4 separate regions of the Homo sapiens genome follow, and all the other regions are linked to region 1. The links are chromatin loops, found by intact Hi-C in ENCODE. Cell type or tissue: heart right ventricle. All regions are shown on one strand. Region 1 overlaps BCAS3 (BCAS3 microtubule associated cell migration factor). Region 2 holds the start of BCAS3-AS1 (BCAS3 antisense RNA 1). Region 3 overlaps BCAS3 (BCAS3 microtubule associated cell migration factor). Region 4 overlaps BCAS3 (BCAS3 microtubule associated cell migration factor).

The links. Peaks named below come from ENCODE experiments on the same cell type or tissue, not always from the same donor. Only the 100,000 strongest peaks of a DNase experiment are listed, where the experiment ranks them.
Region 2: a loop joins it to region 1, with 5 times the contacts of the local background. A loop is called at or near these places in 10 of 110 quality-filtered maps.
Region 3: it touches region 1 in a loop (2.5-fold over the local background); 12 of 110 quality-filtered maps call a loop at or near these places.
Region 4: a loop joins it to region 1, with 2.5 times the contacts of the local background. A loop is called at or near these places in 22 of 110 quality-filtered maps.

The regions. Positions count from the first base shown.
Region 1 is chr17:61,385,833-61,393,832 of GRCh38, reverse strand. It overlaps BCAS3 (BCAS3 microtubule associated cell migration factor), which reads right to left. Exons shown (of 24, transcript NM_017679.5): 24 at 1,002-1,856. The coding sequence ends at 1,708. TBX2-AS1 (TBX2 antisense RNA 1) reads left to right here. Exons shown (of 2, transcript NR_125751.1): 2 at 86-377. Among named protein-coding and RNA genes, the nearest start is that of TBX2-AS1, 9.8 kb to the left of the region's middle. In heart right ventricle, CTCF peaks have their summits at 3,494 and 3,707 (motif pointing right); no DNase peak of the experiment used is centred here; H3K27ac peaks cover 1,490 bases; H3K27me3 peaks cover 1,235 bases.
Region 2 is chr17:61,134,089-61,142,088 of GRCh38, reverse strand. The region is part of intron 22 of BCAS3 (BCAS3 microtubule associated cell migration factor); the gene reads right to left. It overlaps BCAS3-AS1 (BCAS3 antisense RNA 1), which reads left to right and starts at 6,077. Exons shown (of 6, transcript NR_186507.1): 1 at 6,077-6,222. In heart right ventricle, no CTCF peak of the experiment used is centred here; no DNase peak of the experiment used is centred here; H3K4me3 peaks cover 1,733 bases; H3K27ac peaks cover 2,161 bases.
Region 3 is chr17:61,121,949-61,129,948 of GRCh38, reverse strand. The region is part of intron 22 of BCAS3 (BCAS3 microtubule associated cell migration factor); the gene reads right to left. The region is part of intron 1 of BCAS3-AS1 (BCAS3 antisense RNA 1); the gene reads left to right. Among named protein-coding and RNA genes, the nearest start is that of BCAS3-AS1, 10 kb to the left of the region's middle. RefSeq lists a silencer at 6,678-6,856. In heart right ventricle, no CTCF peak of the experiment used is centred here; no DNase peak of the experiment used is centred here; H3K27ac peaks cover 4,461 bases.
Region 4 is chr17:61,248,483-61,256,482 of GRCh38, reverse strand. The region is part of intron 22 of BCAS3 (BCAS3 microtubule associated cell migration factor); the gene reads right to left. Among named protein-coding and RNA genes, the nearest start is that of BCAS3-AS1, 120 kb to the right of the region's middle. In heart right ventricle, no CTCF peak of the experiment used is centred here; DNase peaks (open chromatin) are centred at 2,882, 4,042 and 5,388; H3K4me3 peaks cover 284 bases; H3K27ac peaks cover 7,219 bases.

The DNA of each region.
Region 1 (8,000 bases):
AGCTCCTCCAGCACCCCCTGCTGCTGGGGCCAGGCTAGTGTTCGCAAGCATGCCTCAGTCTGGCATGTGACTTCTCGCCCTGCAGGTGCCCTGGCAGGAGGGACTGGCTTATGCCACCCTGTGCAGGATCGTCTTCTCAGCTTACAGAGCCTAGTGTGATTCAACAACCCTCCATCTCTGCCCCCAACATGCCCAACTGATCTGGTGGAGGGAACTGAAGATGAAGGCCTCTCAGGCACCATGGATGGGATGGGTGTGTGTGAAGGGGGCAGGGTCCCCAGGAGCTGCCCCAGGTCTGGCTGGACAGTTGCACGGGAAGTCCTGTTTGTGAACTCAACGTTTCCACGGCTTTTCCATTAAACTTTACCCCAAATCACACCTGGCTCTGTGGGTTTCCTTCCATTCTCCAAGGCCTCCCTGGGGTCTCTGGGAAGTGTGGGCCAGGGAAGGGGGCAAAGGACTAGCATTCGTCTCCTTCCTGCTCAATGCACCATTTTTTCTCCCTGTTCCTGTCTCTGTTGCCACTTACTTTAGGTCCGGAAGTGGTGGTGGTGGGGCGGGGGGACAAAATCAGGAACGTGTCATCTGAGGGTTCCGGCCAGGTTTCATGAGATACCCACCTTCACCTGACCACCCTTCCATCTTCTGAGTTAAAAAGAGGCAATTACAACAAGGTGCCCCCCAGATGAGGCTTTGCCAGACTCTCCCCTTGACAGCAACCCACCAGCACATGGCAAGCCCTGATCCCCAGGGAGGAGGGTCCAACCCTGTGGCACCCCAAGAACTCATTGCCTCTGGTAACAGGCAAGATGCTTAGAGAATGGGCTTCTTAAATCAGGCCCCATCCAAATTCCAGGACAAAAGTTCTTCCCATTCCAATCCTCCACTGACTCCTTCTGCCCCCAAGTTGCACATGAAAGGGGGTGTTGGGATCCTGGGCACTCAGGCCATAGGACTCTGCTCAGCATTTGGAGAGGACCCTTACCCCAGCAACTCAGGGATGGACACCAACTGCAGCGTGATTTATTGGACAAGACGTGCACTTTTCAACAGGGCCTCAGTAACCACGGTTTCCTTCACTGATCAGTACAGGACCAGGGTAAAGGGGCTTAAAGATAAGAAAGACAAACTCTTCCCATGAACAGATGGGGAAAGAAAGGAGGAAGAAGAGGCATGTCCTCCCTTCCTCCTTCCCTAGTACTCTGGGCCTCCGTTCACCCCGTGCTGGAGTGGGGCTGACCAAGGGAAGCTGGGGGCAGTGTGTGTCACAGCCAGACATGAGCTGAGGCTGTGACTGTCCACTCAGGGTCAAAATGGCCAGGTGGACGATCAACTCTGTCCCCACTCAGGCCCCCAGATCTGGTCACTGTTCCAGGCTCCCCCCACCCGCCCCACCGTGGGTATGGTTAAAAAATACAAAAGCGGATCCAATGCAGGATGTCATATGCAAACATACACAGGGACCGAGCTTCTACAGTCTCTCCTGGCCACAGCCTCCACCGACAGGTGTGGCAGAGGGCAAGTGCGCTGAGGTGCTTGGAGAAGGGTCTCTTCTCCATCCAGGTAGGATGGGCGGCTGCTGTCACTAAGCTTGGGGAAGGTGGTTGATGAAGGAAGAGCAGAGACTGAAGGGTAGGACCAGAGCGGGGCTTCTCCCCTCCTCCAGCAGGGGAGGGGGCTGGCCAGTCAGAAGCAGGTTGCTGGTACCTACGGGAAGCCAGTCGGGAAGAGGCTGAGGGGCTGGCTCTCATTGGTGGGCAGCGGAGATCGGTAGCCATCAAAGTTTCTTGGTATGCTGCCGCTGGTGGAGCCTGAGCTGTTACTCAGAGTCTCGATGCTTCCCTCTCGCTGAAGTTCTGCAAGACACAGGAGAGGGCCAGGCCTGGTTAGAGTTGGGTCTGGGGAGTGGGGGCACCATCTGGGCCAGGCTGCCTGCCTTGAGGCACCATTCTGGGTTCACTTGTGTCCTTCCGCAGGGGGATCCCCGCCTGCTCCCTGGATGGGCAGGGGGCAGCTCAGGTCACAGGAAGGCTCAGCCAGGGGAGGGAAAGCCCCCTGGCTGGCAGACTCTGGTGTGAGAGCACCGTCTCCCTGCTGCGGGAAGCCCTTTAGGCCCGAAGCACGGCCACCCTGACGATGTGTGTGGACTACACAGCTCTTCATGAGCCCGTACCCACGCCTGCACACACTCATGCTCAGCCAGCATGCCCCCAACTCCACAGTGCCTTCTGTCCCGGCTCTACAGGGGAGGCAGGCGGGGAGAAGCTAGGACACGGGAGGGCTTGCAGCATCCCTGCCTGATCTGTCCCCACCTCTCTCCTGCCCTGCCTGTGCCTAGAGCTTCTGCCTGGCTTTGCCACTCACTCATTCACTCATGCTCACCCACACAGTCCATCTGCTGGCCAGGTCTTGGCTCATCTTTGGCACCTCCTGCCAAGTGTCCTGTTTCCCTGGGAGGGGATGCCTGGTTTGAGAGGGGCCTGCTCCAATGAAGAGAGGGTCCCTGTCTGCCTGAAGTGCCTCCTTTCTCCTTTCCTCTTAGGCCCCAAGTCTCCTGGAGGCCCCTCAGCATCAACCTGAAGGGCAGGCAGGGAGTCCCGCCCTCCTCCTCCTCTGCCTCCCTGGCCCTGCACATCCATGTTGCCACCTCAGATATGGCAGCTTGATCCATCTAATTCAGCTGTGGGCCGCTCAATTGTCCTACCATCTCTTGACCCAAGTCAGGTCCTGGGGTAGGTGGGTTGGGAATGGAATTCCCTGCTTGCTGAGTGCAAGGAAGAACCAATTACTTCTTGGCTTTTTGAAGGTGGTCAGTTCCGATTCCCTTTCAGTCTCCCCCGGGGGCTCTGACATATGGGCACACACACACCGGGCAGTCTCTGGAGCCTGCCCCAAGCCAAGATATGTAGACCTGCAACCTTTCCTTCTCCAAGGGATGCCTGCCTGTGACTGAAGGAGTCTGGCCTGTCCACCCAGGAGTGCAGGACCTCAAAGCAGTCACTTGAAACAGCAAGATGTGCAAAAACGTTGCACTCGTCTGGTCTGGCTTGAGACCTTGGTCTTCATCCTGCAACCGCTCCCAGGCCCCCTGCCACCACACGCGCAGTACAGCCGGCTCTGGTTAGGGAATGAAGGGGTCATGGCCTTCACTCCTGGGCTGGCCAACACCAGCCAGCCAGCAACGAACCACTGACCCCGACTCCCTGCAGGCCTGCAGCAGCCACAGAGTGGAGTGGGGAGGAGGCGGGCACCTGGGCCTGGGGAGGGGAGGGGCCCTTGGGATCCATCAGCCGAGTCTGTCGCCGGGGTCTCGGTGGGACAGTTCACTGGGACACCAGGGCTTCTTGGCAAATTGGGGAAAGTAGGGGGATGGGACTGTGGACAGGGACCGAGGGCCTGACTATGGTCCCTGACCTCCAGGGGACATTGGCTGCCTGGGAAAGTCAAGAGCTATCTGGATATGGATAGAAAACAAGGCAGATAGGATCTTTTTCTCCTGCTCCTCCTTCAGTATCACCCTAATCTGGGGGGACAGGCCATCGTGCCATGAGATGGAGAGGGTGGTAAAGCCAAGAGTAGACCCTGGGGATTTTACATGGAAGCTCCAGACTCCAAGAGACCCCTCTGTTGCCTTATTTCCCCAAAAGCAAGCCGAGGAGTTGTGGGCGATCTGTCCCACCGCCCTCATGCGCGGCCGGCCCGGCACTAGGGGGCGCTGACAGCAGGGCCAGGCGGGCGGGAGAAGAGCACCGGCAGGCGCAAGAAAAGCAGGGGCTTCCTTAGGATCGGGCCGCCAGGCCTAAGGAAGAAAGCCCCCGAGGAAGGAGCAGGCAGGGCCACCAGGATGGGGAAGGCTGGCCCCTTTTTACAGCTCAGGGGCAGCTTTAACGGCCTTGATGCAAAATGCCTCCACATCCACACTGCCAAGGAAGCCAGGAAACGGGAGCCCGGGCCCAGGCATGGCACCCCCACCGTCCCTTGGCATAGGCCCCCAGCAAATACCCCAGCAGCCTCGGTGGTCCCACCAATGAGTCTTCGTGGATGCACCCCAGCCCATCACACCACAGTGCAGGGAAAGCCACCCAGGGGCTTACAAGATGAATGTCCTGTTCTTGGGGGCCAGGGACAACCTGAGCGCCTTGCTCGCATTTTCCCTTTGCCAGTTAGACCCGGGTAAGAAGGATGGGGGCAGCGTTCTCCCTCGCCCCCGCATCCCAGGGTAAGGTAACCAAGGCTCTGCTGAACTTCTCCCTCCTCTGCCTCTGCCCTGGCTAAGCCTGCCCTGTGCGCCTCAGTCTCCTGACTCCAGGTCACCCACCCTGTGCCAAAGCCAGAGTGGGCTATGTACAGCACAGCCCTCATCTTGCTTTTCCTCTGCGTAAAAGCCTTCAGCCACTCCTAACAGTTCCCAGGGCAAGGTCTGAACTCCCCAGCACTGTGAAATGGCCCTCCATGACCTGCCGCCAACCCCTCACTAGTGATACCCGTTATTATGTCTGAGACACAAAAGTGATGAAGCTGTGTGGTGTTTGGACCCATCCAGGTGGTTCTAGGCCTCTGGGCCTGTGTTCATGTAACTTGCTCTACAAAGCCCCAGAACACCTACTCATCTTCCAAAGCTTAGCACGAGTGTCCACTCCTCTGTGAGCCCGTCCTGTCCCCCGAGCAGAGCCTGCCAGACCCTACCCTGCGCTGTGCTGACTCCTAGCCCAGGCCCCCTCATCGTCCCATGTGTCTCATCTAGGGGAGACCCCCTCGGGGGGGTTCTGTGCCTTAACTCTGTATCCCTAGTGGCCTGGAAAATCATGGGTGCCCTAAACATTTCTAGCATGAATGAATGAATGAATGAATGAATGAATGAATGAATGAATGATGTGGTAAGGGGAGGTGGGGGCCCATTCTTCAACACAGACTAACTGAAAGAATCGGGGGCCTGCTGGCCCCGGGGCAGCTTTGTGGGCGCTTTTCTCCACGCCTCCTCTCAGACCCCTTCTGCTCCTCCCCCTGCAGGCAGGGGTGTGTGTGGGAAGTGGAGGGGAGGAGGGCTGCTCAGATTCCCCCCTCCAAGTCATCCCGGCCGCCCAGCCCTACGAGCAAGCGGCAAATGGAAACGTGTGGCCTTACCTTCCTCCATCCCGAACGCATGCTTTGTTACTGTTGGGTTGCTCACGGACGCTGGGCTGTTGGCATTGTTTTTTTTTTCCTTTTTTTTTCCCTTTTGAAAAGAAAAGCATTGAGGAATCTTTTTGGAAAAGATATGGACAACGATTGAGAAGTACACTGATCTCTGCAAGCAGGTGGAGAGGTGTCAGGAGGCGCAGGGGCACACCGTGAGGAGGGGGAGTTTGCAGTCAAGGAGGACAGTGACATGCATGTGTAGGGGCTGGGGACCAATCTGTCTTGGGGGTCCCAGAGATGGATCTGCTGTGACAGAGGGGGCCAAGACCCCGTTCAGAGTGGGGGAGGGGGAGAGGAGTCACAGGTTCAACATGAAGAACAGTTTTAGGAAGTGGGAGGGCTGGGGACCTACGGCCCATGCAGTGCCAGATGGGACCCCATGCAGGTGGGTTGCTGGAGGAGGACAGGGAAACAGACTGCAGTTTTCAGGGATGCCCTTGGACCTTCTGACTCAGTGGCCCAACTCCTGGCTGCTGCCCTCCTCCCCCACTCCCAAGACCTCCAGGTCTGAGCAGCTGTCCTGCGGTTGAGGTGGACCTGTTGGGGAAGTCCATCAGGAACCTGCCAGGGCCCGAAAGAGAGTGCTGGGGGCTCTGTGGCAGGAAATGAGGGAAGTGTCCCCAGCCACCTCCCCCCTTAGAGGTGTGGAGATTCTGGTCAGTGGGAGAAGCTTTAAAAGAGCTTGTTCTCCAGGCCCCAAAGTAGGGCAGGAGAGGAGGAGTGGCTTCCAGGCAAGTGGCTAGACCCAGTCACCTCATTGTGACCTTGCACTCTCCAGGGATGTGGTCCCCTGGGTGGTGGGAGCTATATACCCACATTGCAGAGAGCAAAACCAAGGAAGACGAAGCAACCACTAGCTCTGGTTCTTCACCTCCCACCCCCATCCCCCAAGAAAGAACGGGTGCTGGTGCGGGCCACAGGGTGCTGGCAGCTCCGGCATCACTAAGACCGGCCCCCATGCCCATGCTGGAGAGCCATTCCCTGTTGGCTCATATTGGAAATGGGCCTGTTACCCGCAGCTGCCCCTCTATGCCTTGGGCCAGGATGGACAGCCCCCAGGGGTAGGGGGATGATGAATGAGTAGCAACTGAAGGAAAGGTGCCTCCGCTCTCATGAAACAAGTGAAGGATGAGACAGCCGGATCCTTGGCACTACTGTTCTCAGGGTGAAAAAAAAGCAAGCTGGATCCTCATGCTGCCCCACTCCATATGGAGCCCATCCAAACTCAGAGGTGTCAGAGGGGGCAGAAAGAGGGGACTGGCCTTTTTAGAGAGAAGCAACCCTGGTCACTTGGGAGCGTGTGCCCAGGGAGATGGGGTGGGGTGGGGTCACTCTTTGTCTGTGAGGAGGCAAGGGCATGGCTGCCCACACCTTGTCCTACTCCTGAGCTGGGCCGTGCAGCATGGGCCCATGCACCTCCACCCACAGTGCAGTGTTGTGGCCCCTTTGCCAGGCTGTGAGTTGACGGGCAGCAGACTCCCCGGGAGGGGTGAAATGCGGAGGGCACAGGGCCTGTGTGAGACGCAGGGAAAGCTGGAGAGGCCAAACCAGGGGCCCCAGCAGTAGGTCGGAGGTGAAGTCGGGCCAGGTGCAGTGGCTCACACCTGTAATCCCACACTTTGGGAAGCCAAGGCAAGGGGATCACTTGAAGCCAAGAGTTCAAGACCATCTTGGGCAATACAGCAAAACCGTGTCCAAAAATTAAAAGATTAGCCAGGTGTGGTAGCACGTGCCTGTAATCCCAGCTACTCAGGAGGCTGAGGCAGGAAGATCCCTTGAGCCCAGGTGTTCCAGGCTGCAGTGGGCTATGATTGTGCCACTACACTCCAGCCTGGCATCTCAAAAAAAAAAAAAAAAACAAAAAACAAAAACAAAAAAAAACAGTAAGGAAATCCTGCTTTGGGCTTGGTGTTCTCTGGGTCTCTTCCAACCTGGACGTCTGGCCAATCAAAGGCCCTGCGAAAAGCTCCTCTGGCTTCGGAAGTGGGGGCATTGAGCCCTAGTCTCAGGGACCTGAGAGGGGCCAGGGAGGACAGTGCTCTGTTTGTGTTTAGGAAGAGGCTGCCTGGGGCCCCTGGTTCACCCTTTGGGCAGCTCTGGCACTTCCGTCACCACAAAAGGAGCAGCGTCCACGGCTCTGTACATGAGCATTGATGCTGCCCACTGAAGGGATTGGCAGAGCACTGTGACTGGGCCCTGGCTGCATTTCTCCACCCACGCTGACTGGTGGGAGTAGGATGAGACCTTAGGGTCCAGTCTGACCCTGCACCCACAGCTCTGCCTGCTTCCAGCAGTGAGCAGGAGGATGAGGATGTTTCCCCTGGCCAGTCCAGCCCCCAGCCTCAAGAGAACCCGAGAAGGCAGAGGGGCAGTGTCTGCCCATGTTGGTGGAGGCGTTTAGGGAAGTGGTTAAGAGCACACCCCCTGGCCACCTGCTACCTGGGAGACTTTGGGAAAGTTACTCGAATCTTTGTGCCTCAGGTTCCCGAACATGAGGTTAACGATGTCTGTGTCATGGCCTGGTTCTAAGAATGAAATTAAATAATGCATGTAGAGTGCATCACAAAGTGCTTAACGCTTCCAGTCAGCAAATGTGAGTTACTATTATTGCTGCAATCGGATTAGTCATTGTGATGATCCACAGGACTACAGGGTCCCTCTCCAGCCTCCCTCCCCAGCAGGTGTCTCTGCCATCCAGGCCCTCACCAGCTTGGCTTCCACCGGAGCTTGGGAAGGATTCTTTCTTTTTAATCAAGAAATGGCCCAGGGAGGAAGATGGCAGATGTGTGTTTACAGCTTTTCATTTCCCTCCTCGCCTCTTT
Region 2 (8,000 bases), 250 kb after region 1:
ACAAGAGAATCTTACATGTAATAAACACCAATAAATGAGAAGGTGTATATATCTGGGGAAAAGGAGAAAATGAGAGTGGAAATAAGAGTAAAACTACTCCATTTAAATAAATCTTATCCTCAACAAACTTCTTTCAAGAACTTGAGTATCTCTGTATAATTGTCTAACTTTTTTTTTTTTTTTTTTCTTGAGGTGGGGTCTCGCTCTGTCACCAGGCTGGAGTGCAGTGGCGCGATCTCGGCTCACTGCAACCTCCGCCTCCTGGGTTCAAGCGATTCTCCTGCCTCAGCCTCCTGAGTAGTTGGGACTACAGGCGTGCGCCACCACGCCCAGCTAATTTTTGTATTTTTAGTAGAGGTGGGGTTTCATCATGTTGGCCGGGATGGTCTTGATCTCTTGACCTCGTGATCCGCCCACCTCAGCCTCTCAAAGAGCTGGGATTACAGGTGTGAGCCACCACGCCCAGCCTGTTTAAGTTTTAATAAGCTCATAATCTAAAACGTGGGTGATTCAACTTTTATTTTATTTTTTGAGACAGGGTCTCGCTCTGCCGCCCAGGCTGGAGTGCTGTGGTGTGATCATAACTCACTGCAGTCTCGAACTCCTGGACTCAAGGAATCCTTCCACCTCAGCCTCCCAAGTAGCTGGGACTATGGACTCCTGCTACTATACCTGGTTACTTTTAACACTTTTTTTGTAGACAGAGTCTTGGTATGTTGCCCAGACTGGTCTCAAATTCCTGGTCTCAAGCGGTCCTCCCACTTTGGCCTCCCAACATGCTGGGATTACAGGAATGAACCCCCATGCCCAGCCTAATTTAACTTCTTTATAATTGTTTCAATATTTAAGCAACCAAATGCCCTACATATGAATGTAAAGGCCCCTTGTTGAAGAATTTATGTACTTCAACATAAATTCGTAAATGTTGAACATTTATGACCATTTATGAACCAGTAGGTGTAAGTTCTTAGGGCAACAGAGGATGAATACTCATTACTGTGTTGAAATGAACCAGCCTAGTCCCGCTGTACAGGTGAATCAGGATAAAGAGACATGATAATGAAAAGTAGAAGTGGTAGCAATGATCTCTCACGGGCTTCATGCCTGCCCCATTTCACTATTATACTTTTGGGGGAAAAAAAAAACACTCAAATGGACAAAGAGCACAGGGAGGCATGCTTTTTCCTTACTTAACATTTTTCAGGATACTTGCAGATTAGTACAAGATTTCCCTTAAATCATGTACCATCAATCCACTACATTACAATCTGTAATGTGCCCAAAGTCATAGAGTCATTTCATAAGGAAAAGAACATGAAAGTTTTATGTAACAACTATAAACTATGTAAATATATATTTATTAACTTAAAAAATCACAAACAATTAGCTTTTAATTGACTTTACAAAGAGAGTTTTCTCTTTTCTTTTGCATTCCAAAGTTATATAAAGGCCATACTAAGATGGCCAAATGCCAGAGTGCTGTTTCTCCAGAAAAAAAAAAAAAGTGGAGAGATAAGCAACTTTTATGTGACTTTACAAATTGAATCCACTTGCAGTGATTACTTGGTAAATGTTTGATTGTGATAACCACTTAACAGGGTTACTTTTCTTTAATGTTTCAATCCTGCTGCCAGAATACTTTTCCCCAACTCAAAACCTTCCATCTCTTGTCCCCTGTTCCACATCTCCCACCAGCACTCTACTTTCAGAGTCTGGTCCTAACCTTCCTTGACAGTTGGATCTTCCACAGCTATCCCTCACATATCCTTTGCTATATATTCAAAGCAAACTTCCGTACTTTCCCAAATTGGTCCAGTATGTGTATGTCTTGGTGACTCTGTTCCTTTTTTTTGAGATGGAGTCTTGCTCTGTCACCCAGGCTGGAGTGCAGTGGTGTGATCCTGACTCACTGCAACCTCCGCCTTCTGGGTTCCAGTGATTCTCCTGCCTCAGCCTCCTGAGTAGCTGGGTTTACAGGAATGCACCACCACGCCCAGCTAATTTTTTGTATTTTTAGTAGAGATGGGGTTTCACTATATTGGCCAGTCTGACCTCGAACTCCTGACCTCAAGTGATCTATCCACCTCGGCCTCCCAAAGTGCTGGGATTACAGGCGTGAGCCACTGTGCCCGGTCATATCACTTTGTGTCTTGACAGTAGGTATCCCTTTCCTCAATCTTCTCCTGCCAAAATTCCACGTATTCCTCAAATTCTAGCTCAAACGGCATTTTTTCCATAAAACTTTCTCTGATCACCCATTACAACAAATTTTACCTTTCTTTGCATTCTGAGAGAACTCCATCTGCCTTATTCTATGGTCACTAGGGTTGTATTTTTATCAACTGAATTCCAAGTTTCTGGGGGCCAGGGAGCATGCCTTCTTCATTTTTTATATTCCCTACATCATGTAGCATGATGACTTTTAATCGCACTGAACTATACTGCATGTATGAGTTCTAGGAAACAGTCAATAATAGCATTTACACTTTTTCTGATAAGCAGTCCACACAAGGAATCCTTCAAAGGGAGTTTCTTAGGTAGCTCACCCACTCCTGAACATTATACATTATGGCTTCTGCTATAAACAAAGCCCGCACTGAGCCCAGATGATGTGTGCCCAGAATGCACAGGGTGCAGCCATGCTCTCTCGACAGACTGAGAAACTGAAGAAGGAAGACACATGTGTAAGAGGAAACACCAAAACCACAAATATGAAAACAGCATTTGTGAACCTCGTTTGGCCAGATCACAGACATCTTTAACCTTCTCGCACTTCCTTAAAGAAGCAAATCAGGAAATGAAGAAAAAAAAATCTTCACACTTTCTTTTTAAGTCCTCCAACTTTTTAGATTAGATCATCTATAACTCTAAGGGAAAAAATGTGTACTCTTTAAGCCTAAGAATGTATCCGTAATTCAGAACTTCTATCACTAGCAATACAAGTACAGGGGGAAAATAGGTATAAATAAAAAGATAACAATTCTTGAAAATCCAAGAATAAAAAATTCATCTCTGTCTCTAATTTTTTCTAGATCTAATAGATTTAATAAACAAATGTAAGCAAAAGCATAAAGTGGGTTTAAAAATAACTTGAAGATTACAGCTAATTCAGGATAGCATTTGAAATAAAATATTTTTCTTCTTTTTAAGAATGTACTGCTGATGAAAACCTATCAACTTATTATAATTTTCTTATCTTCACCATTCAAATCTTATGGGTATGAAAAAAAATATTCCAAGACATGGAATCCTCTGAATTTCCAAGTAAATAATCAGAAAAATGCCCAAAAAGAATTGTTACTTTTCTGCTGAATTCCTAAATTCAGCTGTCATTTGGATCAAGAGCCAAAAAACAAATGTTCTAGTAAAAAATTATAAGACTTCAATAAAGTAAGTCTCTTATTCCAATAAGAGTTCTTAAACACTGAAAACAATCAAATATACCACATTTATCCTTTTATTCCTCAATGCTTCAACACTGCCCCCTAAATGGATAATTTATTTTGTAATTACTACAACAATCAAGTCAGTAAAAAATGCAAAATTGCTTACAAAAAGATGTTCAGAAATGTTGAAGTAACACTGGAGTATGAATTTACCCCCAGCAGAGTAATTTGGTCTGTGTGTAAGTCACATAGCCAAGGTACAACAGTAATCTCTGAATCTGCACTGTATAACTAGGAGTTCCCACGTAGATACTCAACATGGATAATTTATTCAATCCAAATCTGCCGTCTCTGGCACCTAAGATGTTTGCTGGGGATAAACTTAAGTTTGTGGTTTTTGTCAAAGCTAAGATTTCTAAAGCTGTGCTATTCAAAATGATAGCCAATAGCCACATCAACTATTTAAATTTAAATCAATTAAAATTAAATGAAATTTAAAATTTCAGTTCCTTGGTTATAACAGCCACATTCCCAGCACTCAGCAGCCACATGTGACTATTATATTGGACAGCACAGATACGCCACATTTCCATTATCACAGAAAGTTTTACCATACAGTGCTATTCCAAAGATTACCAGCCTCACAGGTCCTAGGTTCTATCTGAAAGATGAGAACTGATGCCCTAAGAATTTTCTTTTGTTTTTGTAGGCTGAAAATTCAATCTTTATGATGATTCAAAATAGATTGTGCATGTCCTACCATATCAGGATCTAAAGATATGGAAGAAAACAGTGGCTCCTCAGTGGACTCAAAGGAAACACCGAATCAACCAAAACAACAACTCCCACAAAACAAAAACCCATCACCGTCCACAGAGTACATGGGCTGTTCTACTGATAATTCAGTTTTTAGCATTTTGTTTTGTTTTTCTTTTTGAGATGGAGTCTTGCTCTGTCACCCAGGCTGGAATGCACTGGTGCAATCTTGGCTCTGCAATCTCTGCCTTCCGGGTTCAAGTGATTTTCCTGCCTCAGCCTCCAGAGTAGCTAAGATTACAGGCGTGTGCCACCACGCCCAGCTAACTTTTGAATTTTTAGTAGAGACAGGGTTTCATCATGTTGGCCAGGCTGGTCTCAAACTCCTGACCTCAGGTGATCCGCCCACCTTGGCCTCCCAAAGTGCTGGGATTACAGGCGTGTGCCACCACGCCTGGCCCCAGTTTTTAGCATTTTGAACAAAAATAATGCTCCCATTATTTAGAAATTGCTCATATTTGCTATATGCACATACTATCTTTGGTAGGTATATGCATTGTATTCTAATCAAGAAATTCATTATGTGGCTGGCATGTGGCTTATGGAAGCAACATGGTCAGATGGAATGAGTACAGGCTTTGAAACTAGACAGAAGCCGAGTCATGTATCCCTTGATATATGCTTGCTAGTTACCTCGATTTTAAGCAATTTGCTGAATCTTTTTGTGTCTGCATTTCCAAAAAGTTAAGAAGAGATAAACAAATCAACTTCCCAGGTTTGAAGTCAGCATTAAATAAGATATATATATTTGGCATCAATGAGTACAGTATATGACAAAATCAGTTGCACTGGTGGCCACTGAGGAAAACAAATGGAAACCACCTCATAATAATGCCACTAATAATAACTAATAGTAAACCAATACTTTTTTTAAAAAAGTTTTATTGAAATGTAATTCATAATTCTTACATTTGATGTATACAATTCAATGTGAATCAACTATCTGAATAATTCAACATTTTCTCAGCACCCACCAGGGTCTGGTTACTGCTGGTTTCCAGGGTAGTGGTTCTTAAATGGGGACAATTGGCTGAGCACAGTGGCTCACACCTGTAATCTCAGGACTTTGGGAGGCCGAGGTGGGTGGATCACTTGAGGCCAGGAATTTGAGACCAGCCTGGGCAACATGGCAAAACCCCATCTCTACTAAAAATGCAAAATTAGCTGCGTGTGGTGGCACACACCTGTAATCCCAGCTACTCAGGAGGCTGAGGTATAAGAATTGCTTGAACCTGGGAGGCAGAGGTTGCAGTGAGCTGAGATCGCGCTACTGCACTCCAGCCTGGGCGACAACATCCAGCCTCCGTCTCTCAATAAATAAATGGGACAATTTTGTCCACAAGGGGACATTTGGCAATATTTGGAGGCATCTGAGGGAAGGGGGCGTGCTGCTATCTAACGGGTAGAGGCCAGGGGTTCTGCTAAACATCCTATATGATGCATAAAACAGCTGCACACAAAGAATTGTCCAGTCCAAAATACCTTCAGTACTTACGCTGAGAAACCCTGTTCTACAGATATAGAGATGAAGAAGAGACAGTATCTGTCTTGAAAAAGCTTACTGTCTAGTGGGTGAATGCAAGGTGGAAACAAAGCTATGTCCAAGATGCTCCAGGTGCAGAGAAGAAGAGGGGATGCTTAAGTAAAAATATTGGAAGATAGGAGCTTGCCATGGGTACTCAGGATGGAAAGAAATGATTTTATGTAGAGGGAAGAGCACGGGAAAACATTTAAATAGGTGCAAAGCATTTTGGAGTCTAAGAGGTGCTAGTAGTTGAGAATTGTTAGAGCTCAGGCTGCCGGTCGCGGGGAAGGCAGGCGCGAAGGGGTGCAGGGAAGAAGGAGGAGGCGGCGGCAGTGGCGGTGGCCATGGCAGAAGCGGAAACAGGAGCAGCAGCAGCAGCAGCAGCGGCAGGAGAGGCACACAGGAGCCAGATCCTAAAGGCTTTGTATGCCACATTAGGAAAGAATTTGGAATACAGCTTCTGTTTGGAAAACATTTTCTGTAACCAGCCCGACAGTAAGTATCTTTAGGCCGCACGGTCTCTGTTACAGCTGCTCAACTCTGCCATCATAGGGAGAGCAGCCATAGATAATACATAAGTGAACAGACATGACTCTGTTGCATTAAAACTTATTTATGAGCCTGACATGTGAATTTCATGTGATTTTCAGGTTTCATAAAATCTTCTTTTGATGTTTTTCCTCCCATTTAAAAATGTGAGAACTGTTCTAGCCCGTGGGCTGCATATAGACAGGGGGTGGCAGTAGTCTGCTAAGCCCTTCTATGATGTACACACAGGACCTCAAGGTGACAAGTCAGCTAGCTGATCAGTTAAAAAATGAAGCAGGGCATTTTCCTACAGATCTTTGGAAGTACTGACTGTCTTCTGGCTATTTCCAGCTAAATAACAAATGCACATGGGCCTAAATTTTGTCATTAGCTTGTTTGTAATACTTACAATGAAATGGTATGCTAATTCAAAGGAATAAAAAGCTTATTTCAGGCCACTGTGGTGAAATGACATTTACCTAATGCAGATATAAATTTTGTGTTAATTAGTGAGCACTTGACACTGATGTAATTTGATTAGTGTGGCAAAGTCAGTCTTAAACTTGCTCCCTAGTACTAACAGAATATGTCTTTGAATTAAGAAAATTAGGGCTAAGTGACAAAAAGTACCAGATAATAAGAAACCAAGTCTGTACCATTTATAATCATCTGTTATAATAAAGATAATACTAATGGCCTTATCATGTCATTATAAGAAGCATGAAACAGGGCACTTCACACGTCGCAGTTTAGGTGACCTCACTGTCTCAGTTCCGATTTGATCTCAAGTCGGATTCTAAAGTCTTCAAACTACTGGAAACCTCATATGTTTAATTTGGAACTATTTTCAAGCAAGAACTCTAATAACATTCCAGTTTTGAAGAAATACTGTATATCACTTTTACTGACTTGTACAAATGTTTTATTTCAAAAAAAAACAAAACAACAATCTAAGAGAAAAGTAGAGTATTAACCATTTGAAATCTTAAAACCCGTGTTTTGGATCTTTGATGTGGCTGACTCTTCATGAATAATTCTAGTTCTGTGATTTGGAGATGTTACTTAACTTTTCTTAGGAACAAAAAACTGATGTCAAAAAGGATTGTTTTGAAGGTTAAATGAGGTGTTTGTAAATATAATTACATAATTATATAGTACAGGCTCCATCAATGCTAGCTATCATTAACTTGAAATGTCATTACAATCACCATTTCAGTTTGTCTCTAAATGTCCCACCATAACACAGTTCTCTCGACTTTAAAATACTTTCCTATAATTCTAGAACCAAAAGGATCTAGAAATTGCTCAGTCCAATACTCTCATTTTATAAATGGATTAACTGACCAGAGTCACACAGGGAGATAGTAGAGGCTGGTGTAAAAAGCGAGGGCTCTGGAGTCAGACATGCGTGGTTCCGAATCCTCATTCCACCAGCTTACTGTGTCAATCCAGGCACGTTACTTTCACAAGACCTCAATTTCCTAATTTATAAAACGATGAAAAATGAGACAATGCTCATAAAGTCTGAGCACAGTGCCTAACAGTTGATTTTTAAAAAATCAACAAGTGTTCACTACTATTATTGATCCTCATCTTCTTATTACGAAATGGTATTTCTTCCCTTTCTTTTTAGGATGTATAATTGCTCCAGTGTTCATTATGAATGTGACTTTTATTTAATTCATACTGGCCAGACTATAGCAGACTATATGAAATATTTATTTTCCACATCAGGCCAACTCTAC
Region 3 (8,000 bases), 260 kb after region 1:
TTAAGTACAGATAAGGATTTTATTTTTCTTTGAAATTCTGTAATTAAGACAGAAATAATGAAATGATCTGCTGTGAGAAATTACAGCTTTATAAACAAAAATGGCTTCTGTAGACCTTGAAGAGTAGCTCAATAGAAGGAATACTCAGATTGTAAGTTCCAAACTATGGACAAGGAAGGACATGAAGTCCACGGGAGGAACTAAAGGTGTCAAACAATGGTTCTGAAACTGAAGATCGGCACCTCCCTAAACAGGATGCTCTCCTTTTCTCCAACAGCACAGCCAAGGGCAGCAAAGCCTTCTATGTTTACAGAGCCAAAAGGATGCCGAAGGCCCTGGAAGTTGAAAATCAAGACTGGCTGCTGTAAAGCAGACCATCTCAGACGTATTCTCATTCCTGACAAATACCCACCCACCAGCAGGACTGGGAGACACATGGCAACCAGAGCAAGTTGTCAAAACTTATCATTATAAAACGTCCATCTTACAAAAGTACAACCTTTGCTCAGTGCAGTGTTTTCCTTAGAAGACAGCTCTTCTGAGAGCTATAAAAAGGTGGTTAGAATGGGTGAGGTTAGCTCTCGTAGTCTAAGCTAACAATCATGTTAAAAATGTAAAGGTGAATAATGATGGCAGAATGTTTTACAAACAAACAACAACAACAACAAAGAAATTCATTAATTATGTTCCTCTACTTCAAAGAAATTCATAATTTTTAGCACTGCTCTTTTGAGAAAAGAAAATTGCCTGTAAGATCTCTGGCCCTTCTCCTTTAATTTCCTTTCTTACTCCATACCCTCAGGTGGCTAGCCTAGTGCTACATGGCCTAGGCTACACATAAAGTTCACAGCTCTTTGCCTGATCTCCTGATCCTCTATCAAAACAGCACTTTCAAAAGTGTTTCCTGTCTAGCTCTGCCCTTGCGTGAGCGTTTCCTTGGCTGGATCAGCTGCCAAACTAAATCTCTCTGTTAGAAAACTGCGGAGAACTCAATATAGCCCTGTCCCCCTCTCCACCTTAGGCCTGACATCCGGAAGTGACTTAGGAAGTAATTTAATGGTTACCAAATTTTGGGGAACTGATTTAAATTTTCTGTGCTAACCATGTGTTTAGGAGAGACTACATCACTAATCATCACTTGACCTTGTGACAGACCAAAAGTTGCCGATTTTTTTTTCCTGGGGGAAAAAATTCTACCAGCTAGCACGATGATGTAAATGCAAAATCATGTTGTGAGACGACTGCCAATATGCTGGTTTCCAGATGTTTGACAGGACGATGCAGAAACAATACAAAAGAGGGCTAACAGTTTCTGTCACAAACTCTGCTGGGTTACTTGCTTTCTCTCTCTCCATACTTTTTTTATTTTATAAGTGCTGGGGATTGTGTATAGCAGTCAAACGATTCAAACGATTTGGGATAGAGAAGAACGGAAGGTTTGTCCATTGCTTGTTAACCTCTGTCTTTGAAAACACAGAACATTCTCCAAATCTATTATTATTACTCTGTTGAGCAATAACTGCAGGGTGATTTGTCTGAATGTATATCTACTGGTGTCCCACCTTTCACTTAAATAAGCCTGTACATCAAACAAATAAGAAAGGAACTGGAATGGAGCTCTGCATATTTCACTAAGTCTCTCCTCTGCATCTCAGCCGTAGATGAAATCTGATTTAAGTCAAAGCCTAACACGGCCTAGGCTGTCCTCATTGCATGGGCTTCATCTTCATGTACTCATCCTTGACTCACACTATTCCTGGTGGAAGGCTTCCTAAAAGAAAACCAGATTGAGTTGTCAGGTTTACAGTATCAAGGAATCTCTAAAATGAATGGGTTCTTTAAAAGAAAAGCCAAACTTTGGGTAATTACATTCAAACTCCTTAATCACATTTTCTGAGCTCAATGGGAATTGTGGTGTTCTTTGCTGAATGTCTTCCCCAAAGCCACACAAATGCAATACAGTCTTCCTTCAGAGGAAGGCATCCAACAGAATGACTCCTGCTTGGCAGAATGTTAATTTCAAGTATGTACTCCTTAAGTTTTCTTTTTTCACACAGAAGCAGTATGTATGCATTCGTGTGTATATGTATTATTTTTTTTTATATCACCCAACTAACTTTGTAGCCCCCTTCCTCCCTATTCCACTCCCCCAAAAACAGAAAAACAGGATATAGAGGATCTGAGGAGTAATTTTCAAGCATACAGTTTACCAATGATGACAGACATTATTGAAGTTTGGTAATATTTCCTTCTTTCCCACCTCTGGGCATACAAGATAGCTGTACTTCCCCATCCTCTTAAAGTTCTAGCCTGGTAGTCTGCAACAGAACTTTCTACGATGATAAAAATGTTCTAAACCTTGTACTGTCTAATATGATAATGTGGCTAGTGCAACTGAGAAAATGAATTATACATTTTATCTTCATTATTTTAAATCTAAATTTAAAAAAATACAGCTAGTGGCTATTGTATTGGACAGCACAATTATAGCTCATGAGTTGTAAGCAGAAGTGACCACCATGAGATGTCCAGTGTCCCCTTATCCCTGCTCACTCACACATCACATCAGTAATATAAAACCCTCACTTACACGAGAAAACACTCTTATATTTATAAACCTAATGGTTACCTAGAATAACTCAGTGGTGAAGCCTTCGCTAACCTGGCTCCTTGAATGGAGATAACATGGAATAGAGACCCCTCAATCTGCGACGGACAATATTCAGCAATAATTTAGCCAGAAAAGTCACTAAATGTACAAGAAAGAAAATAGAGAAGTACTGATACTTGCGAAGACCAAATATTACCCATGAAAATGTCAAGAAGCTCCTACTGCATGTGTGTAGCTGGTAGTGAAGTGGAAGAGATGCAGCTGCTGAGATGTATCCTTTTTTTTCTCTCTTTTTTCTTTTGTTTATGTTTCGAGATGTATCCTAATTTAAATGCAATCTAAAACTTAAGTGCCTGTGACGAAGGGTGTATAACCTTGGGCGTTCTACTACCCGCTTGGAAAAATAACCCAGAAAGAAATCTTAACACATTTTGTATTCTTGTTACCATGTAAGACATTCCTGTATTCAAAGTAGTAATGATACGGTTGTAATATTTTTCCCACAAAGAAAAATCCCCTAGTCGTGAAAGAGTTAAGAGAGACCAAAATTAGACACAGTTCATGTTAAAGGTTACAAGAATAATCAGTCATTTGAAAAACACTACATAAACATTTTTCCGGATGCAATTTTCAGTCCAAGGATACATTTCCCAGTAGAAATCAGCAGCTAAAAAGGAAATCATTTCGTCTCCATAAGTGCCAAATTGTATCCTGATTTTTCCTGGTCTGGCTCAACTTTCAAAACTAGTGGTTCAACTTCTGCAATCTTTCACCCAATGACTATATAAACACATCTTTATAAAACAGACATAATCCTTGGGTGGGCCAATTTATGTTGGATTATGAAAATACTTAAAATACAAAATCATATAATGACTATTGTCCTTCGGTTTTTCACTAAAAGGAAAGAAAAACCTATTTAACATAGGCAGTGGTTCACGTGCGATAACATGACACATATACACTGCTCTTTTTTTCTAATGTCTCTGAAAATAAGTATCACTGACAATTCAGTAAAGGATTGCCTCACATTTTCTCAAGGTGATATGTAAATTCAGAATTTGCAAATATACTTCTGATGTACCCACATGCCACAACGCACACACAATTCTAATGAATTAAACTGCTCACAACGGGCAAGGAAAAATTCTCACCCTTGGAAGTATTTTGGATCTTCTGTATTCGGTCAGAGGTTATAGAAACATTAGTTTTAAGGATAAAGTAATCTTAAGTAAAAAGCAAAAGATTCATTCACAATTTATTACTGCTTCCAATTCACATACATTTCACATTACTCAGAATTCCCAATAACACAATTCAAGTAGAATCTCAACTCCATAGCTAGAAGAAATCGTAAATTTTAAATCTTTGTGGAAAGGTAAACTCTGTTTTTTCACTTCTTCCTTGAAATTCTACAGCTTTTATAAGTCAACTACAAAAGGTATCATGAAAAGCCTATCTTCAGCATTTAGCATGAGGAGGGGAAGAATTTTAACTTTTCCTCTAATGGATAAAGTTACGTAAAAGAAGACATTTTGGAAGTCTTTGGAGAATGCAGTATAAATCATAGCTGTAAGATCTGGAAAAGTCTGGTTGAACATTAAGAGATTTCCACATCTGTATCTATACATTCCCATCTTGGGAATAGTGTATGTCCAAAACCATTCACAGAAAAATGTTGTAAAGTACTCTGTTGGTGAGCAAAACTTAAGAGTTGCAATCACAAACATTTCATTTTCATCATAGATTATTGATAATTACACAATCAAATATCCATAAAATTATATTGATAAAAATTTTTTTTGTCAATATTCTAAAAGCCATAACAAAGCAATGAATTTAAAATAGCTTATTTCTAGGAACTTTTTATAGTTTATAGCATAACTCTATGAATAATTTTCTGATGCCTAGATTAGTCCTTCATCCTTGCTCTGAGAAAACAAATATGTCATTGAAGCAATATGACCACACTATAAGAAAGGACACAGAATAATGCACATTTTCTTTCACAGGCTGAGAGAGGCTGATGAATGTTACACTTCTCTAATTCACAAAATTTATCTGAATACAAGGACATATTAGGAAAGCATTTTCGTGTTCAAGTGAGTAGCTCTGCCCAAACCAGTATGAAGTATTTAATTAAATATTTTCGTTTAGCTATAATGGCAACATAAAACTTTTAAGTATTTGCCAAAATTAGAAAATCTCTAGTTCTTCTGAAAAATATACACATACCTAGACATTCAAAACTAAAAATTAAAGGTTGATTATTTAAATCTATCTTTTTAGTTCAAATATTTTGCATTCCTTTCTGATTTAAAACACTCTCCTATGAAAGCCACCATTATTTATAAGTGAAGAAAGAAAAGGGAATTTGTCTTACATCTCCCCACTCCTCACTTTGCCATTGTCACCTGTATCTATTTCCAGGAAGCCAATATTCATTAGGGTTAATCTGCCTACTAAATGAATAAACAAAGGATTTCTCTGTCACTAAGAGGCCAGGTGAGCCGATAGCATCTTCTAACACAGAAAATCATCTGTACCATACAGCTCAGGAAATTACCTGCTGCAATCCCACACCTGGGATCACTTGGCAGGCAGACCCATAATGCTGAGTAATATATGGAAAATGAACTATAACCATTTTTTCAAAGGGCTGACAAATCTCTCATATTTCAAAACTGAAAAACAGTTTAATATGATTAACTACATAACTCACTAGGGAAAAATAGTGAAAAAATATCAAGAAATGCTTCCACATTTTTCCCCTAAACAATAACAGGGTATGTAAGAAATGATGCCAAAATACTAACATGCAGTGAAATATGAATAACTGGTACAAGAATGCCAATACTTCTATGGATCTCTACGATCTTAAAAATAAGAACAGTTCTACAATAGAATGTAGTTAACAAACTAAATAAAAAGATGCATTGTTATATTATAATCCCTACTTTTATAGACTGACAAATTCAGATCAAGTAAAAGCTATATCTTGGTGGCTCGAGATACCAGGAAAAGAACCCAAGGGCAATTATTTGTTAATAGATTAATGGTATTATCACTTCATGTTTCATTTTGTGGAGGAGAATCCCAGGTTTTATTGTCCTGTAGAAATAATTTTTCCAGCTAAAGAAGCCAATAGGAAACCATTGGTGTTAAATAAACAAACACAAAATGAGTAAAAGAAATGAGATCAAAGATATCTGACTTCCCTCCAAATGTTAAATAATAAAAACATATATATGTATATATATATATCTCTCTCCTAGATACAAGTTTGAAATAACATTTGATAGCTGAAAACCATGTAGTATAAGCACATAAAAGAACTGATTTGATTAGAACTGGTTTGAAGATCAATTTGATTAGACACATGAGACTATGGCAACAAAACTCATTCACAAAACATGAAAACAAATAGTGATTAGTGGTCATTCTTCTCTCAAAATTATGTTCAGTTCTACAGAAGGTCTTGGGTGTCACAGAGAATGAAATAAAACTAAATATGTCAGCATATATGCCAATGAGAATCAACCAATATGCACAGGATTTATTTCTTTATTCAACTTTTAATAATATGTTTGCAGAGAAAAAGGAGCCAAACTATTAATACTGGGCAGATTACGGATCACTTTACAGAGGCACTACAAGTAGAGAATTAAAAGACTTAGGTCTTCTGGGACTGAGTACCCCCACTCCCCCCCAATAAAAATTAAAATAGGAAAAAAAAAAGACTTAGAAAAAGGGTTAGTCAACATTTAATGACTGCCCACTCCATGTAAGGCCCCATACCAAATAGGGCTGGGTTTGCTCAAGGGTGATAAAAAACAGATAGGGTCTTTGTCTATAGTATATATTATCATTATTATTTTTGAAAATCCTTTCTTAGCTTCACAGGGGTTCCCTGGTTGTTTTTATACTGAATATGTCCGAGTTATATCAAATACTACAAAACTATTGAGAGGTGTGTCCATCTGGGGGAACAGCGATATTGGCAGGGAAGCAGTGGAGGTGTGGGGCACCAGGTCACATATATGCTGCACCTAAGGAAATGTAGTGTAGAGAGAAATTAAAGAAGACTTACCCAGTGGCTGGGTGTGGTGGATCATGCCTGTAATCCTAGCACCTTGGGAGGCCAAGGTGGGTGGGTCACCTAAGGTCAGGAGTTGGAGACCAGCCTAGCCAACACAGTGAAACCCCGTCTCTACCAAAAGTACAAAAAATCAGTTGGACATGGTGGTGGGCGCCTGTAGTCCCAGCTACTTGGGAGGCTGAAGCAGGAGAATCACTTAAACCAGGGAGGAGGAGGTTGCAGTGAGCCAAGATCGCACCATTGCACTCCAGCCTGGGCAACAAAAGCAAAACTCCATCTCAAAAAAAAAAAAAAAAGACTTACCCATAATGTGGAATCTTTCACAGTCTTTATCTCTTGGGTCAAGTTTTCTGAGATAAGCCATTTAAACATAAATCAAAGTAAATGCAAACTGTATGTGAATTCCAATAGCCATCAGCTTACATTGCTGTATTGACAACAGATGCTAAATATATGAACATCATATATACATATTCTTGAATTTATTTTTGCTGAGATGGTTTTTTGTTTTGTTTTGTTTTTTGTCTATGTGGGAAAATTCAGCATGTGAGTTTAAGGAAATGTATATGATTTCCCTTTCAAGATCCTACAAAAACATATGGGAGCAAGATAATGTTTGTTCTGACCTGCCAAAATCCTGTGGAGATCATCTCGAATCCACATCACATTCCTGAGTACTAATGCTCACACGGGGCTTTTGCATTAGCAGATGTGTGAAAATGCATGTACTCAGAGAATTCCCTCATGGCTTCCTATCTAAAGAAGCTCCTCTACAACAGCTCTTCCAGCCAAATGCTGAAATGACATCTCCAAGTTCAGTATACCTTCATTTAAGCCAGTGTCTGGATGGAAAAAATTCAACTGAAAGGTTTGTTATCTGGCTCAAAACCAAGGGCAGCCTGAGTGAATGTGAGACAGATTTTCAGAAGGCCTCCTATATTCTACTTCTAATCCTCAAGTCATATCAGAGACTCTAGTAAATTTTTACTTATTCACATCACAATTTCTAGCAATCAGATTTCACCATTTCAAATGCGTCACTGGAAGATGCATGTGTATGATTTTAGTTGTGATTAAAACTGGGGGAAGGGAGACTGTTCAATACTCTTCCTATTTCAGCTGTGGCAAGACTATGCTGAAAATATTAAGAAAATCAATCTATCTTTGCATACTTTCTCTTAAATTTTCTTTTGTAAAAATCATATGTTTTTGGCCGGGCACAGTGGCTCACGCCTGTAATCCCAGCATTTTGGGAGGATGAGGCGGGTGGATCACGATGTCAGGAGTTCA
Region 4 (8,000 bases), 140 kb after region 1:
AAAATACAAAAATTAGCCAGGTATGGTGGCCCACGCCTGTAATCCCAGCTACTCAGGAGGCTGAGACAGGAGAATCACTTGAACCCCAGAGGCGGAGGTTGCAGTGAGCCTTGATCACACCGCTGCACTCCAGCCTGGGCGAGAGAGTGAAACTCTGCCTCAAAAAATAAAAATAAAATAAAATAAATAAAAATAAATGAAAAACAAACAAACAAACAAACAAACAAACAAAAACCAAACTACCTCTTGGCTTGAAGATGGAAGGCTTGACAACCCCAGGTAGTCTGATCTAAGTGAGGGTCATTTTGAAGGTAAATATAGTACTTTCATGTTAAAACAGAAACCTCAGTTACATAAAGCCATTGGCCCATTTCTCCTGATTACCAGTAGAGGCTGATGGAGGCTGGAAAACATTTATTAACTGAAAGGTTAAAAAAAATCAGAAAATAAATATGGTACAATTATGACTCGGAGTTTCAGAAAATAACTTGTCAGTTTGACGAGACTCAATTTTCAGGGGAAAAGAGAGCAGCATTTCCCATCTCTAAAGTCTAGGAGCAAATCTCTTCATAGTACTTGGTAAGAAAACCATCCACCTTGAAGTCCAGCCCCAGCCACTTCTTCAATTAGGTGTCACTCACTGAACATCTAAACAAACTGCCAGGACTTTACCACAAATAACTTAGGGAAAAGAAAGCTGTGATAAGGTTCTCCACAAGAGCAGCTACATCCGGAACCCTTTAGCACTAAAACCCTGCACAGTGTGGTCAAATGAAGAAATAGTCTAGGCTTCCAAAAGAATAAGAATTCTGATGGAGAAGTGTCACTCAATACAGACACGGCACTTAAGCCAACTACCCAGACAAAAGTACAAAGCCAAGTCTACTCTGATTTCAGCACTAACATTGATTCCACAGGGTGCAAAGATGTGCCCACTGTGTTTCTGGAGAAGGATGGATAGACTTAGGGGTATTGATGCGCTACAAAAGCCTCTGTCCCCTTGGTAGTCATACCAGTTTCCTGAGATACTCTCAAGACATCATCAAATTAAGAAGAAATGTAGGAAAGTGTGATGTGGAAACTAAAGAAGGTATATTCTGGAGATCTGGAGGCTGTAAGGGAAAGAAACTTGGGCACATTCATTTAATCTCTCTTCTTACCTTGTCGGGTGACCTGGAGATGAGGAGTTATGCTTGAGATCTTTTCTTTGGCAACTGGGAATGAGATTAGCTGGGAGAAATACTTTTGACAAGCACCAGAGAAGAGAAAACTTAACTCTCGGATAGAGATGTGGATGGAGAATTGGTTCCAATCTCTGGTAGTTCCAAAAAGAGCAACATGTGAAACTTCAATAAGTCATTGTGCTCTCCCTGTGACAATTACAGCTCTTTGAAAATCTGCCTTAGTGCCTTCAGAACAAATTGAGATTAATGAAACCAAAGTCCCAAAGAGGAAAATACCAGGAAAAAGAAAGTAGGATGACACAACAGGGCTGTTTCAATGTAACCAGGCAATGTCAGAATTTTAAAAATTTAAAAGGAAAAAGCTAAAATGTTCTCACTGAATTTCTAGTTGGTTTTTCCAGGTAATGGTTTTGTTGTTATTGTATTGTTCTTGGTCAGGATGAACGACTTTTCCAGCAATCATATACTATACTCACTGGGTATTTAAAGCAGTATAAATTTTCTAATCCTTTTTTTTTTTTCTGAGACGGAGTCTCACTCTGTCACCAGGCTGGAGTGCAGTGGCGCAATCTCGGCTCACTGCAACCTCCACCTCCCAGGTTCAAGTGATTCTCTTACCTCAGCCTCCTGAGTAGCTGGGACTACAGGCGCCCACCACCACGCCCAGCTAATTTTTGTATTTTTAGTAGAGAAGGGGTTTCACCATGTTGGCCAGGCTGGTCTCCATCTCTTGACCCTGTGATCCGCCCGCCACGGCCTCCCAAAGTGCCAGGATTACAGGCGTGAGCCACCGCGCCCCGCCATAAATTTTCTAATCTTAAAGTTGATCAAACATTTTAGCAAAACAGGAAAACTGACTTGACACTAGGGCAAAGGAGAGATAAGAACTCAAAGGAAAAAACAATTGAGGCATCAACTAAGAAAGTAATTTTACCTTCTAAATCAGTGAGCCTTGTATTAAGCAAAGAAATGTGCATGTCAGAGTTGTTTAAGCATTCTGAAAGCAAGCCCTCTTTACGGCAGAAGTGTTCTGTGAGGCCTGAAGGGACACTGCTGTGGGTGAGGCAGGAGCAGCCCAGCAGGGTTAAATCTCCTGAAGGTTTTAAATAAAAAACAAACATCCACTTAACTTTTATAGGGGATTGCTCTCTAATAATACCTAAGGAAGGAGGCCGGCTCTCTTGAGTTTTTTCCTCGGGCTTGTCTCCATGCTGACTGAGGAACCAGGTCAAAATGAGGGTTTTAAGTAGGGTCCCAGTGGGCCTGATGTAGAAGAAAGGCTAAAGGAATTTTAGATCTTATGAGTATTATCCTAAGGCTCTTTCTTCTCCAGTTTTCCTTTTATATGTAAATTAGACAAGAGAGCTCTACTCAATTACCAAGTAAGGCTAGCAAGACATAAGGCAAGTCACTTTTTCTTTCTGCGCTTCAGTTTTCCCCCATGTAAACCGTGGAGGCCGAACTGTAATGTATACTTAATCATCTCTAAAGTCTCTTTCAACTAAAACTATACAACAAAAATGGAAAGGCAAAACAAAGCAAAAACAACAATAACATTAAAATCCACCTCTGCACCTCTGTTCCACAGCTGGAATCTGAGCACAGGACTTTATGAAGCACTGGCCCAGAGGCATCCGAGATTCATCTTCCCCTCTACTCAGCTGCCCCTCCTCCAATCCTGGGTCTGACCTTCTACTACCATAGAGCTCATACGCCATGCCTAGGCCGTAGGCCAAGTTCCTGGGACTGCTGATGTAGCAACTGTAGAAATAGTAGTAGCAATAAGACAGATGATAGTATAATGCTAATAATACTATTATTAATGGGAATAGATAACATTATTGAGCCCTTATTCCATACCAGGCACTGTAAATGTTACACATGTTTATTCTATCAATCCTTGTAACTCTGTGAAGCAGACATTGATTATATATATATATATTCTCTCCAACTCCTGACCTCAGGTGATCCGCCTGCCTCGGCCTCCCAAAGTGTTGGGATTACAGGCGTGAGCCACCGGGCCCAGCCCAGGCATTGATATTATCTCCATTTTGTAGACAAGGAAACTGAGACTGAGACATAGAACAGTTAGGCAAGTAGTAGGAACAAATGGTATAGCAACGGGCCGGGCTCAGTGGCTCATGCCTGTAATCCCAGGCCTTTGGGAGGCCGAGGCAAGTGGATCACCTGAGGTCAGGAGTTCGAGACCAGCCTGGTCAACATGGTGGAACCCCATCCCTACTACAAAATACAAAATTAGGCATGGTAGCACATGCCTGTGATCCCAGCTACTTAGGAGGCTGAGGCAGGAGAATAGCTGGAACCCAGGAGGTGGAGGTTGCAGTGAGCTGAGATCACACCACTGCACTCCAGCCTGGGCAACAGAGTAAGACTCCATCTCAAAAAAAAAAAAAAAATGTATAGGAACAGATTACTGGACAGCTTTCTAGAGTCAAAATCCAAGGAAGAAAGGGCAGCTTAGCCCAGTGAGGTAGAAGCCAGTGTGTTTAGCAGACTAAGAGCTGACAGATATGGATTCCACAATTGGTTCTATCACTATGGTTGTAAGCAGGTCAATGTCCTTGTCTATAAGCAGAGGGCAGAGGATGAGATAACCTTTAAGGCCCTTTTCACCTCTGCCACTCTACATGAGGAACCATGTTCCATAAGGACTCAAGGACTCAGCAACTGTTTAATTCCCAGGCTTTTTTTTTTTTTAAGTCCTTCACTTCTATTTTAAAAACTTGCATGTTCCCGTGGCCCTGGAATGCCTGCCTCCGGCCCCTCTGGAGCCCTGGGTTATGTGAAAGCAGCCGTGCCAAGCTGGCCCATGGGCGGGGCTGAGTCTTCCTGGCTGGCTTGTGACATGTTCTTGACGTACTGTGTGGTCAAGAAGCTGGAACTGGGGGGGCTGAACAAGGGCCAAGCCTTGCACTTCAGCTTCCTGACCTGGCAGCCATTCAGAGAGACCCTGCTAAGTGCTATTTCCTAAATACACTCTCTTTTCATAACAATCTTACCACATTGCTTTCCTTTACAAGCGCTCTTAAAAAAGAGAACTGGACTCCTTCTGGTTAATCTACACAGACTACATTTGGAAACCATCAGAAACTGAACTCTAAACAAAACGTTATTAATGTGTTGTAATCTGCCCTCTATGTTGCAGATGAAAAGAAAATGTTTTATAGTTTTGGAGCATACGTTTTAATTGCCTTTTAAGAGTGCATATACTTTTAGTACTTCGTGTTATAAAACTGTAGTATCTGTTTCTTGATAACTGTTGAGTGATCTCAGCTATTTTTATTAGTTTTTTTCTTTATCCTTTTCTCTCTTTTTCTTCTAAACTGCCACCCGTGTAAAGTTCCTTGAGATCAAGCTTGATAGAAGGCTCACATATTTGGGATCTTCATTATAAAGAGCTTCTTTACAACCTCCACCTCACTATAAAACACTTGTTCCTGAAAATGAGTTCTATAAACAAAGATGGAGTGGGTAGCTTTGTCTAATAATCCAGTATAGCTGGGAACCTAGCAGTCTAGCCTTTTCCCAGTTGCTATTGCTTTTTTATGGGGGCCAGATTATCTGCAGAGATCTGATGTTCTTGCTACTTTTCTCAACTGTACAGCCTTGTCCCAAGAGACCAACATATCAGTCATCAACCCAGAGGTCTCAAGGGCAGCATCTTGGATGGACCAGGATCCAGTCTTTCTTTTCTTTTTTTTTTTTTTGAGGTGGAGTTTCGCTCTTGTTGCCCAGGCTGGAGTGGAATGGCGCAATCTCGGCTCACTGCAACCTCTGCATCCCGCGTTCAAGTGATTCTCCTGCCTCAGCCTCCCTAGTAGTTGGGATTATAGGCGCCCGCCACCAGGCCCGGCTAATTTTTTGTATTTTTAGTAGAGACGGGGTTTCGCCATATTGGCCAGGATGGTCTCAAACTCTGACCTCAGGTGATCCGCCCGCCTCAGCCTCCCAGAGTGCTGGGATTACAGGCATGAGCCACCACACCCAGCCCAGTCTTTTTTTCAGCAAGGAATCCCAAATTCATTAGAATCAGGCCTTGAGTTAACAGACTCTCCACCAGCTTATCATCAGCCTGACAAATACTGTCTGGGACACCAGGCTGAGGCCTCCAATGTCTCACCTTCCAGCTGGGCAAGCACTGCCCAATTCTTGCACCAGTGATGTAAGACTGGCTCACAGGAAATGAAATGACCTTTCTGAATGAAGGGTTTCCTGGGGGCAGGGCTGGAGGGATGAGGGTGTTTCACCATCTGAATTCTTGGGGAGGAGGAAGTAGTAGAATTAGACACTGGTCTCCCAAGGGGTCCATAGTCTTAAGACCTCCCGCTCATGTGAAGTACCACAAAGGCACCCACAAGTCATAAAACCTTTCTGAGATTGTCTAATGTAGGATAATGTTCAAAAACCAGACTGATAGAGTCCTTGGGCCAGAAGGGCCCCATAAAGATTACCTGGTTGATCACTCGTTTTCAGGTGAGGAAGCTGAAGCCAAGGTGGGCAGTAACTCGCCCAAGGTCTCAGTCTACAAGTATCCAGAGCTCAGCTTAAAAAAGCCTGGTTTCTAGGTCACATACTCACAGCATGTACATGGGTTAGTAAAGGAGAGATCACTGAAAAGAATGCCTTTTAGCTGTCCGAAAACGGGAGACTGTGCCCCTTAATTTCAGTTTCTTTTTAGAGATAATCATCTTCCTTATCTCAAACATTAACTCAAATGTTTCTTATGATGTCTCCAGTGCTTCCCTAATGCCTTCATGACTCACTGGATATTACGGCTTGATACAGCACAGAGCAGTGCTCAGTTACAACCTTGGTTTCTAAAGCAACTCTTTAAAATGAAAAACAAGCCTTCTCTGGGTCCTCTTTCCATCTCGTACAATATATTGAAAATCCTTTCAATGGCTTAGCAGGTCCTATTTTCACAACATGTCAGAACTCACAAGTGTATGAAGAAGCCGTTGTTTATAAATCTTCTCATGTTTAAAATTACCAGGATTGGTAATTAGGTTTTCTTCCCTATCCTCCCTTTGGTAACCTTTTACTTCATATTTAGCACATTGCTGAGGGGGATAAACGATCTAGGAACACTGAGGTCTTATGTTTGTCAAATCATATGCAGACAATTATGAAGGCAAAGCTCTCTACTGGGCCCAGGGTATGAACTTTCCTTAAACTTCCACCAGACAAACCCAGGGCAAGGGGCCTGGTGTCTTCGACCTTCCTTATAGAAAAGCAGGGCCATTTCGTAACCTTCTCTAGTTTTACAATGGCTGCTCTTATTTGGTATCTTGTTTTCTGATCCTCTTTAAGCCTGCCTCATTCAATTTCTGATTTGTAAACTCTGGGGCAGGTGATATTTTAGTACCCTAAGAAATCATCTCAAAAGGGAGCTTTAAAAGCTTTAAATGTGATTGGGTCATCACATTTTTTTTGTATTCCATGGGTCTATCAGGTAGATAACAGAAAGTTTTTTCCCTTTTGACAGATAACAGATTAAGGTGTAGTAATTATCAAAATAATGGGCAGAGAGCAGCTACTTAAACATCCTTGGAAATAACTCCTGTGACCATGATTTCACAAGTATTTCTAAATAATTCTGAGCTTCCTAAAACAACACGAGAAAAAGAATTTTCCCTTAGATCAGTTAAGGGAAAACTCTTCCATTCTGTAGCTTTTGTATTGGCGTTCCTAAAACAAACTATTTCTTCAGCCAGAGACACAATTCTATGTTGGGACACTAGAGTCCATCTCTGCTGTTGAGATCTCTCTCCTTCAGATTTTAGCAATATAGTTTTGGGTGTGTTTCATGACCTTTTGTGCTAGCAAATAAGCCTTTGGAGGATTAAAATTAACTTTTCTCATCCTAGTTTAAGGAGTGCTCTGCTCTGGGAACATCAAAAAAAGGCACAGGCCTGAACTGAGCCAAATACCCACTCTAGCAGTGCTGGTATTATTTTCAAGTTTCTATTTTATTTTATTTATTTATTTTTGAGATGGAGTTTCACTCTTGTTGCCCAGGCTGGAGTGCAGTGGTGTGATCTCGGCTCACTGCAGCCTCTGCCTCCTGGGTTCAAGTGATTCTCCTGCCTCAGCCTCCCGAGTAGCTGGGATTACAGGCACCCGCCACCATTCCCGGCTAATTTTTTGTATTTTTAGTAGAGATGGGGTTTCACCATGTTGGCCAGGCTGGTCTCAAACTCCTCACCTCAGGGGATCTACCTGCCTCGGCCTCCCAAAGTTCTGGGATTACAGGCGTGAGCCACCAAGCCCAGCCAAGTTTCTTATTTTAAAAACAAATTTTTGCAGGAATAGTAGAATACACAGGAAAAGAATATATATTCATCTAAACAACGTCTTATCTTTAAGAGCAAAGAAGAAGGAAGTTTTATAAGTATTTGACAGTATACTACTTCTTTAAGATACTCCAAGTGGTTTGAAGTGTAAAAGGTGAATATACTGCTTCAAACCTCTTGACCTACAGGTCTAAAATAGTCGCTCATCTTGTCCTATGTGTCCTAGTACAGACTAAATAGAATATTCAAAGAAGTCCTGGTATCATTTGTGTTAGGGGCCTTAAAAATCAGGCTATCAGGGTTGGTCATCTGCCACAAAGCTGGCTAAATTCCCACCATGATACACTTCTGAAATAACCATTCAGGACTGAGGTCACTGCTACTTCCTCCCTGCTGAGGAAGCACAAACCAGACAAATTCTCACCAGATGGACTTTGCACTCTAATCTTGTATATTACCCCTCCTCCCAAGGCCCAAGGCTCTCTGGGAATTCATGCCAGGC